Regions from separate parts of the Mus musculus genome. Here region 2 is linked to region 1. The links are chromatin contacts, found by POLR2A ChIA-PET in ENCODE. All regions are on one chromosome and are shown on one strand. The core of a region is the stretch at or near the end of the contact, and the rest is flanking DNA. Distances in the headings are between cores, read along the strand shown. Region 1 holds the start of Syne3 (spectrin repeat containing, nuclear envelope family member 3). Region 2 holds the start of Glrx5 (glutaredoxin 5).

The links. ChIA-PET counts read pairs that join two places held with the same protein, here RNA polymerase II (POLR2A).
Region 2: POLR2A ChIA-PET joins it to region 1 with 13 read pairs in Patski. The contact joins the promoter of Glrx5 here to the promoter of Syne3 in region 1. POLR2A ChIA-PET finds 5 or more read pairs at or near these places in 2 of 5 experiments (Patski and embryonic stem cell).

What each region holds. Positions count from the first base shown.
Region 1 is chr12:104,995,680-105,000,987 of GRCm38, forward strand. Syne3 (spectrin repeat containing, nuclear envelope family member 3) reads right to left here and starts at 2,998. Exons shown (of 19, transcript NM_001042699.2): 1 at 2,853-2,998; 2 at 1,792-1,923.
Region 2 is chr12:105,028,922-105,034,191 of GRCm38, forward strand. Glrx5 (glutaredoxin 5) reads left to right here and starts at 3,697. Exons shown (of 2, transcript NM_028419.3): 1 at 3,697-4,061. The coding sequence starts at 3,779. Snhg10 (small nucleolar RNA host gene 10) reads right to left here and starts at 3,358. Exons shown (of 2, transcript NR_003145.3): 1 at 3,039-3,358; 2 at 1,696-1,904. It overlaps Gm46374 (a long non-coding RNA gene), which reads right to left. Exons shown (of 3, transcript XR_003950254.1): 2 at 4,938-5,180; 3 at 4,057-4,771. Mir3069 (microRNA 3069) reads right to left here and starts at 2,220; the gene lies at 2,156-2,220. It also overlaps Scarna13.

The DNA of each region.
Region 1 (5,308 bases), core at 1,748-4,247:
TTCAGACAATGCTGGCTTTAACTGAGTTCCTGGAAGGAACCGGTGACCACAGGCTTTGCATGAAAGGCAAATGCCATAGTCCCCAAGTGGACCCACAAAGAGTCGAACTGCCACCACCTCATGGGAGGATGCAGTACTTTGGTCACAAAGGAGGGCACCTTATATTTGGGCCTAGGCTGTTTGTGCTTCCCCTATAACTGCTAAAACAGCTGGAGGGGTTCTAGGTCTGACCATGTGTGTGTATGTATGTATGTACATATATATGTGTATGTGTGTATGTATGTATGTATTATGTGTACGCACACATGTGCATATATGATTTGGGAGGGATGTGTGTGCCACAGTATGTGTGTGTGTGTGTGGAGGTCAGAGGACAACTTTGTAGCGTCAGCTCTCTCTTTCCAGCCTTACCTGGGTTCCTGAGAACACACCGTGTGGCCGTGTGTTTCAGGCTGAGTCGTCTTACTGCTGAGTCGTCTTACTGTCTGGGGCGGGCAGCACTCATGACCTGCTGTCATGTTTCTGTGTATCTGCTGAGCTGCCAGGCCACACCCATCCCAGGAGCTGTGACTGGCCTATAACATTTGTAGGTGACATTATGATAACAGCGTAGTGTCAAAAGGTTGGACACACACTTAGGGCTAGGGAGGTGGCCAAGTCATTGAGGGACTGGCCACAGAAGTGTGAAGACTTAAGTTCTGTAGTAATTTAAAGGAAAACGCCCCCTGTAGGCTCATAGGGAGTTTCATTATTTGAAAGGATTAGGACAGGTGGCCTTGTTGGAGTAGGTGGGGCCTTGTTAGGGTGGGTGTGGCCTTGTTGAAGGAAGTGTGATACTGGAGGTGGACTTTGGAGTTTTTAATGCTTAAGCCAAGCCCAGTGTCTCTCTTCCTGCTGCCTCCTGATACAGACATGGAACTCTTGGCTCCTCCTCCAGCAACATGTTTGCCTGTGTGCCTCCACACTCCCCGCCATGATAAGAATGGACTAAACCTCTGAACCTATAAGCCAGCCCCAACTACCCCCAATTAAATGTTTTCCTTTATAAGAGTTGCCATGGTCATCGTGTCTTTCTACAGCAATAGAAACCCTAATTAAAACAACAAGCACCATTCCCAAAACCCACTTAAAAAGCTGGGTATGCTGATGATGTACTTGATGGGGAGGCAGAGACAGAATGGTCCTGAGCCAAGTAGGCAGACAGCCTACTAGGCAAGCTCCAGGCCAGTTAAAGACTTGGTCTCACACCCAAGATTGTCATCAACCTACACAGAGAGAGAGAGAGAGAGAGAGACAGACAGACAGACAGACAGAGACAGAGAGAGAGAGGCAGGCAGACAAAAAAAAAAAAAAAAGGAGACCTCTGAACTGTAGTTCCTTCTAGATTGCCAATTCCAATGCAACCACACCTTTTCCAGTCCTGCCCATCTCTCAGTCCCCCTACCCAGGGCAGTGCCTGGCACACAGGACACCTTCAGAGAGAATGAAAGAGCCAGCTTCCCCTGTTAGAACAGAGCTTCACTCATCGTGTGGAGACAGACTTGCACGGCTTCCTTGCTACGCAGCTCACTCACGGAAGCACAAGCAAATGAGAGAGAGAGAGAGAGAGAGAGAGAGAGAGAGAGAGGCTGATCCAGGAGAGAGAGGCAGGCTGAGCCAGGGTCAGTGCGAGGAGATTCTGTGGGGAGAGGACTTTGCTCAGGAAGAGGTCAGTAAGGAAGAAGAACAGTGGCGGTGGCTGGGAAAGGCTCATACACGGAGTGGGAGAACACATGCAAAGGCATGAATTACCTTCCCGGTCGCTTGTCTCCAGCACGGAGGAAACAAGGAAGACTCTCCAGCCCACACATCCACAGGGACAGGAATTATTAAGCACAGGGTTCCAGACAGGCAGGGTTGGCCCCAGGATAAGAAAGCTTCCACCTGCCTAGCAAAGAGAGGAACAGGGCCTTGGAGACTTCTAGAACATGGAAGTCCGAAGGGGACACCCATCCCTAGTCAGAACCGCAGGGCTAACCTGGGGTAATGTCCACCATCTGGGTGATCACTGGTCCTGGTTAGCTGGGCACTTTTTTAGTACTAAGCTCAGATGAATATTCTGTCTGAGGCGAATTGAGAACAGCTGACCAACCACTTCCACCTTCCTCTCCCCTCCCGAGGTCTGCCCGTCCCCTCCTCTCTCAGCCACTCGCAGAGTCCTGCAGCCTGCGGTATGCTCTCAGAGGCAGCCAGAAACCAAGCAGCTTGTCCTGGGGACCACAAGGGATGCCTTCACTAGGGACCAATGCCTGGGTGTCCCCATCTCTAGCAGATGCACAAGACCCTGGCTTAGTTCATCCTGCTTCTAAAGACAGCTGCCTCTGATCAGGCATTGCCTCCTGCGAGCTCCCCGAGGCCTCCTCCCAAGCCTGATTTGACTTTCAGAGTGACGCTGCCCAGCAAACACCCAATCAACTGAGGAGGCAGCATCCCTGAGGACACACCCACCTCCACAACACAGAGAAAACCAAAGCTAGCAGAGCATGCTGCCCATGCCTGAAATCCCAGCACTTGGGAGGCTGAGGCAGGAGGATTGCCACAAGTTCAAGACCAGCCTAGGTTAAAAAGCCATTATCAAGTCAGGGCTACACAAGACTTAAAAACTTAGAAACAAATAAAACAACACATAAAAAATTAATAATCACCATACTATAAAGTGAAATTTGATGCTGAATTTTAAAATACAAAACACCAAGGTTAAATCTTGCCAGAGATTTATCTCCAGTGTTCGCTTCACAGCACCTGGAAGACAACATTCTTCCAAATGGACATTCCACAATCCTGGTTTTAGAACCTTCTGGAACCTTCCTCACCTGTCCAGAAGAAACTCAGAAAAACATGATCCTTCCCAAATGTTTGTCTGTAGGCTGGAGTCTCTAAATTGGAACTCTATGTGAAGATACGCCCTCAGTCTGGAGCCACGCCTAGCTGTGGGACCCCTCAACAATGCTGGTCCTCCAAGACTGCCAGGCACAGCAGGAAGGAGATATGAGAGCCCTCACCCCAGGGTAAAGGCGATGATTAAATTAATCCCTGTCAGCAAGCTCCCAGATCAACGGGATGTAATCTCCCGCAGGGCCCTGCAAGGGCATTGTTCGGAAAGAGCTGGGTATTTGCTGAGCAAATGAGCAAATAAGTTATCTAACCCTAGCTCCCAGTCAATCAGCAGTCACAGCACTGAGACCTGCTTCAGACCATTGTGGCTGGACTCAAACTCATGGCGATGCTCCTATCTCAGCCTTCCAACACACAGGGACTACAGGTATGAACCATGTTCAGTCCTGGGAACCCACAGGGTTCTACCCTGCAGCTCAGGGCTCCTGAATGACCAGTTTACTGTGTTTCGGGAAAGTACCAGGCCCCTGTGGGCACTGAAGTCTTGTAATATCGTCACCAAATTTACAGGACAATAATGGCTCCAGGGAAAGATCTTGACGACCAGATAGAGCATCTCAGAATGCTTTGGGGAAGAGGCAAACACATCATGTTGAAAGAATTCTCCACGCCAATCCCAAGGGCTGACGTAAAGCCTCCTGGGAAACTCCTTTGTTAACCCTCAACCACTCCAGTGTAGCCTAGCTCCCTGGAGTGTCCTGGGTCCTCAGCACCTGAGGTGAGGTTTCCTTCAGGGTGTCGGCCCCACCCTTCAGCCACGTGTACACAGGACATGCCCGGACCTGCACGTGCTCAGTCTCCCCAGCATGGGGCAGGGTTGCCAGGGGCCCTGCAAGCCTGCCTCAAAGCCATGAAAGAAGCCGGAGCCGACCACAAAAAGTGCAGATGGTTGCTTCATTCACTCCTGACTTACATTTATATTAAAGGGAAACTTTGTATCTTTCCCTCAAATGAGGAAACAGGATCAATGGTGAGTCTATTACACATCCTAAGAAATTAGCCCGCTGGACAGACACACACCCAAGAACTTCTTCTGTTTGCACAGAAGTCTTCACCTTGATAGAGAGTGAAGGAAGTAACAGAAAGAGGACACATTAGTGCCACCCAGAAGTGTCCCCAACTGTCCCAGGCCAACCCAGGGCTCTCAACTATCCCTGCCCATCAGGATTGCCTAAGAGTTTCCAGAAGAAACAACCTCACTTCCAGAGACTTCTAATTCTACTGGCAACGCAAGTGACCATGAAAACATCCTATAAACAGAATTGTTCAAAGAACCAGAAAGGGCCAGGGATGTAGGTCAGGGAGCAGAGAGAGTTCTTGGGTAGCACACACACAGCCCGGGGCTCAATTGCCAGCACCACCTATACCAAATGTGGTGGCGGCACACGCCTGTAATCCCAGCACTTTGGAGGTGGAGGCAGGAGGAGCAAGGAAGTCAAGGTTGTCCCTGTCTACGCTCTGATGCCTTGAGCTTGTAATACCCCTGTTCTGAGTTCTACATCCAGAACCAGGAAGATCAAGGCTGGAAACCAGACAGCAGGTCAGGATGTGATGTGCTGGGTCCCACTGTAGAGACCTTGACACTCCCCACACCCAGGTCTATTCCATAAGAGAAAAAGACAGCTGTGATTAAGGAATGTAGCCTGCATCCTGTCACCTGAGCTGAGGGCAGAGTCACCTGCAGCTGTGCCAGCTCAACTCTCTGCAGGTGCAGTGGGTGGAGGAGGCAAAAATGCTCAGCTACCTGCGGCCTTTCCTTCAGGCTTGGGAGCACCCTCCTCCAGATTTGGGAGCACCCAGGAAAATGGGGAGAGGTGCCCTGAGAGGATGGATGTTCAGGGGTCAGGGAAGGTGTGGCCAGCCCCCCAGGACAGGTGAGTTAGCCCCGTAGGAGACAGCCAAGATATACTGCAGGTGAGAGAACCAGGATTCCCACCAGATCTGTCAGATTGTACCTCAGGCCCAGGAGGAGGAGAAAGAAACTGATTAAATAGAAAGCAGAGCCGACCTTTGCATAGAAAGAGAGATGATGTAAGAAGTACTTTGCTCTGTGGGGTAACCAAACAACCTGATGACTCCTGGCCTCTTGGGGTGGGGGTGGGGGTTCATGACACAGACCCAGCCAGATGACTCTGCAGGTAAGGGGGCCTACTACCAAGCCTGACAAACCTGAGTTCCATTCTCTCAGACCCACATGGTAGAAGGAGAGAACAGGTTTTCCAGGCAGTGCACGAAGTCATCCCTGATACACTGTCCCCCCCCAACCCACTGAGCTTCCCTGACTCCAGGCTACCACCCCCTGGGGTGGCCGATGTTTATGGCACCTTCTTACCCACCAAACTGTTTCCACAGAGCAGGGATGTGTCCCTGGCAT
Region 2 (5,270 bases), core at 2,447-4,946, 34 kb after region 1:
AAAATATAAATTAGCTGTGTTGGAGAGAAAGGTAGTCAAAATTCAAAGGCATTGCCACCTCTTGGAAAGACTGGCTCTGCCTGGTTTCCACATGCCTGTAGGTGTTGTCTGGGCATTCGGTTAATGGCGGGGGCTGAGCTGATGCTCTGTTGTTAAGTGTCACACGGGGGTGGGTCAGGCTTCAGCTCAGGTTGTGGGTTTCTGGGTCCCAAGAGCCATCTTTACTGGAGGCTCCACCCCTGTAACCCAGAGAGCCACTTTTCTCTTAGGGCAGCACCTTCAAAGCTCTGGGCAGCAGGGCCAGGCACGTGTCACCTGGTGTAATTTTTGCTTATGGTGTACCAGTGTTTTGCCTGTGTGCGTGTCTGTGTCCACAGACGTTGCCTGGAACCAGCGTAACAGAAAGTTGTGAGCTACAAGGTGGGTGCTGGGAATTGAACTCAGGATCTCTAGAAGAGCAGCCAGTGCTCTTAACCACTGAGCCATCCTCCCCTCTTCTAAAAGCTGGTTACTGTAAAGGGTATCAGGTGGTAGCACTAGTTGTGTCAGAAGGAAAGGGGGTGGGAGCTGGAGACCACTCAGCTCCACAGTCCCCACCCTGGCTGGTGTGGGGCTGAGACACAAAAGACTCAGTCATTGTTCCCACTGGCCTCACGGGGTTTGGAATGGAAGCAGGACCTCATCTGAACGCAGGGAAAGAGAGACACTGTGACATGCCCGAGTCACATATTGCCAAGGTGAACTTTTGCAGTTTAATTATGATGTTGTTTTACCCAAATCCTAGGACCCTTGAAAGCAAACTCCCCTTCCGCTTCCCCACTGGGGACACACACCGCGGTGACACACAAGCTGTCCAGAGCGCAGTTCTGATGGACGCTTCAGAAGCGTACTTTCTTCACACTTTCATTTGAAGATTTCTAAAGCAACGGCTTGAAAACAGTCTTATACCACACACACACACACATTTTAAGATGGTCTTATTAAATTATTAAATTATGTATCCTTGGTTGGACTGGAACTCACTATGTAGACTGAGCTGGCCTTGAACTCAGATCCATGGGCCTACACCTCCCAAGCGCTGGGATCAAAGGTGTGTGTCACTTCAACTAGGCAGCGGTGCTGCATTTCTGGAAATCGGGCTTGGCAATCGTCCCACTTGGTTAACTTTAATGTTACTACGTGACAGCTGTACTAGATATCTGATGACTTAAAGAGAAAACTCTTTCCTAGGCCAACGAACTATACATAAAGTCAGTGTGAAAGCTCTGTCTCCACTGTCACCTCGACGGGATTCACAGTCACCATGGAAACTCCTGAGGATGTGTCTGTCTATGAGGATGCTTCCAGAAAGGTTTACGTAGGGAGGAGGAGCCGCTGACCCCTGCAGGATGGGGACCTGGAGGCAGGCAGCGGTGTTCATCTCTTTGCTGGATGCCATGCAACCAGCCACCTCAAGCTCTTGCCATGATCCCTGCACCTGCCAGCTGGGAGACAAGGTAAACCCTTACTCCCTTAAGCTGCTATTTTTTTTTTTTTTTTTTGGGCCAGGAGTTTTGTTACCACTAATAGTTAGCAACATGCTGTTTGCCACCACTGCTCTGCTTCCAGGTCCCCAGAGCAGTCTGCAAAGTCTTTCCCTTCACCCAGTGAGCACCAAAGCCAATTGGACGGCTGAGAGTAGACGAGACACACAGCTTCCCAGAAGCAAACTGCCAGCATTTATTTATTGGTTTATTTATTTATAACTACTCACAGCAGTGTAAACATGAATAAAAGCTTCCGGGCGCTGGGGCGATTTAACTGACACTCTGCCGTTAAGGACACAAAAGGTTGGCTTTCGGAGCAGCTGTTTTACCTCTGCATTTCTTGTAAACATCTTTGTATGGTACCTGGAATCAGAGGATCTGCAAAATAACAAGATTTTAGTTTGGGGCTTGCCATCAGAAAAAAATAAAAAAACCAGGAATCAATACAATGACAAGGAACCCGCCAGGCGGTTGGTTCCCATCTGTCTTCAGAGCGAGTGGCTCCGGTTTCCCTCTGAGCCACAGCTTAGCACATCCCATGGCTCACTCTGTGTGAACTCTGATTTTTTACATTCACTCCCCGGGTGCAAACAGACCACCTCCGGCAACACGCTTAGTCGCTCGAGGTTTTGTGGCAGTACTTAGTGTCCAACAGAAACCGCTCCGTCTGCTAAACAATATCTTGACTGCCAAGCTTCTCTGACTGTTGGTGGATCGACAATGACACGGCACAGCCATTATCACCGTGGCAACAGTACCCAGGCCCTATCAGAGGAAAATTGCACATGGGCCTGCTGCCTCTCGAGCAGGCATGCCTCAGCTTCCTCTGTTGTCTGCTTTCTCTGCAAGTCTGGTGTGCTCTAGGGTACCGCTAACCCAGCGCAGGGCCAAGACTGCAGATTAGATAGTGGGCTGCGGAGGCCTGCTGGCCAGGATCTGGATCTGCGTACTACCGGCGGGAGAACTGACCACACCCGGGGCTCTGTTCTAGGGGGAAGTCCATGTAAAAAAACGACGCGCCTGCCCACTCTTCTGCACCATCCCCAGCAGATGTGCAAGCAAGCACTCTACCCTGGGGCCATCATCATCTACACCGGAATTCACTAAGAGAATACTCTCTTTTATTACTGTCTGTGTGCATGTGACGGGGTGGAACTCTGGACGTCGCTTACACTAGGAAAACGACTTCCTACTGAGCTACATCCTCACCCTCCGTTTTCCCTCTTAAAAAGGGTCCTGCTGTACGGCCCGGGCTGACTCGGGCTTATTTAGAACTCCTGAGTTCAACTGATCCTCCTGCCTCAGCCTCTTAAGAGGCAAGGCAACGTTGCAGACAATGGCCACAGGGCCCGGCAACCCACCAATTCCCTTGTTCTTTCAATCCTTCCCGACCCCAGTAGTCACCGAGACCCCAAAGCCAGCCGTCCCACGGCTAGAGCACTTTACACGTTTCTACGAGAAGAGCATCATTCTAGAGGCCAGGGAGAGGGCTCAGCGTGCCAAGGGACTTACCCTGCAAGCTAGAGTTCCATCCCCGGACCCTTTATAAAAGTCGTCTTCTGAAGATGCATGCACGCAGATCATACATACACAATACTTATAGTTTTATGCTAAAAAAAAAAAAAACCTCATTCTGGAGGAAGAATCCCACGGGAGGCCGCAGGACACGGCTTGGATGTCCATGTGCATGGCGGGTCGGAGGCTGGAGCCCCGGGCAGACCAGGACACGCCAGGTTCGCGGCTGGCCTCAGCCGGTGAGGCATGGAAGGCCACCTCCTCTCTGGTGCACGCCATCGCAGGACTACCGGCCGCGTTACCGTAGCAATCACCGCAAAAGGAACCGGAAGCTGCGTCTGGACGTGACTCCTTCCCGGCGTGCCGCGGGCGGCAGAAGCCCCGCCTCGCGCCTGCCCTATCATCTTGGCGTATCCGGCCAGGCCTCGAACGCCCGCACGAGGAAAGCCGGCTTCCTCTAGTCACGCCTCTTCATGCCCTTCACCGACGGACGTCCGATTTGTCCAATCAACACGCAAAGCGGTCGTCCTCGCTCACTAGCAAGCCTGTAGGACGCGGCTCCCAGGGAAGGCCCACCCTACGGTGTAAGCGATGTGATTGGTGGAATTGAGCCAGTATTGTCCAATCACGAGACTCATCCCAGAGCTTGTCCAATGAGAGCCTCTGGTGGGCCGGCCGGACACCACGGGCTCTGTAAGCCCTGGAGTGGCCGCAGAGGCGGTGGACAGCGAGCGGGCATGAGCGCGTCCCTGAGCCGGGCGGCGGCGGCTCTGCTGCGCTGGGGGCGAAGCGCTGGTGGCGGTGGCCTGCCCGGAGCCGGCGTGCGGGCGGCGAGCTCGGGCGGCCAGGCGGAGCAGCTGGACGCGCTGGTGAAGAAGGACAAGGTGGTGGTGTTCCTCAAGGGGACGCCCGAGCAGCCCCAGTGCGGCTTCAGCAACGCCGTGGTGCAGATTCTGCGGCTGCACGGTGTTCGCGACTATGCGGCCTACAACGTGCTGGACGACCCGGAGCTGAGGCAAGGTCAGGCCCGTGGGATCCGATTGCGAGGGCGCGGTGAACTTGAGCAGATCCCGAGGAGCAAGGGCCTTCCCTGGTTGTGTAGCCACATGGGCGGAGGGTTCGCCTCGGCCCACCTCGGGGCGAGATGTTTCTGACTGCATAGGAGAGGGGGTAGTCGGCATCATGATCCCCTCTGAGCAGGTCGACTGGGGAGTGGCTGGCTGAGAGGGGGACTCACTGCGAATACCCTTGGGGACAATTTGAGGGCTTGGAAGCCAGCAGCGTACTTGCTAGGTGAGGGACTGATGCTACTACGTATGTAGGGAAGAGGTTTCAGGCTTGCCTGTGTGTGCCTAACGAGGTCAGAGGCTGACTAATAATGTTTAAGGCCCCGAGGGTCAGGGACTGTCTTCTTGCTGGAGAGAAGGTTTCACCATAGTCTAGCCGGACTCACGTTGGGAAAGACACGAAGTTTGTTTTTTAGATACTGTAGCATCAAAGAACAGTGTGTGGAGACTAAGACATGGTAGAGGCTCAGCGGAAAGAGGAAGCCACTAAGAAAACTTCTGACCCCCGACCAGATTAGCAAACTGCGGCCAGGTTGGGCCCAAAGGGCAGAGAGCAGAACAGCTTTTTACTGGCCCCAAGGCAAAGCGACTGCGTCCTGACGTCTAGTTGGAATCCTTTATACACAGTACCAGGCAGGCGCCTTTCTCTCCGTCTTGTGCTTGCTGTGAGCGAGGAAGAGAAAGGCCAGGGATTTGGTTCTGATTCTTGGCAAGAATCGGTCAAGGTGGGCCGGGTAATGGGAAAGCTGCCCCCTCCCCGCACCCTGCTCCTCCTTCAGTGGAATCCGGGGAACCCTGTATTCAAGTAGCCCCCCCCCCCCCATCTTACTGATTTAGTGCTCTGGGTTGGTCACTGTGCTGAGAGGAGACTTGTCTGTGTTAGAATGGAGTATGCAACATTTGCAATTACTGATTATAGTTGTTCGTCGTATGGTCATTCTTCTTGATGAGGCTGGGGCCGTGGAGAGCAGGTTTGGCTTGGAATCATCTGTGGTGGGTCTGCAGCACAGCCTACTGTAATACTACTTCATTATACTGCCTTCTCAGTATAATGAAGATTATGACACCGAACCTGGCAGAGTCCACGAGGAAACGAGAGAAAATAAGAATTACAGCCGGGTATAGTAACTCACTTCCATAACCCAGCTCTCTTCAGGCGGAG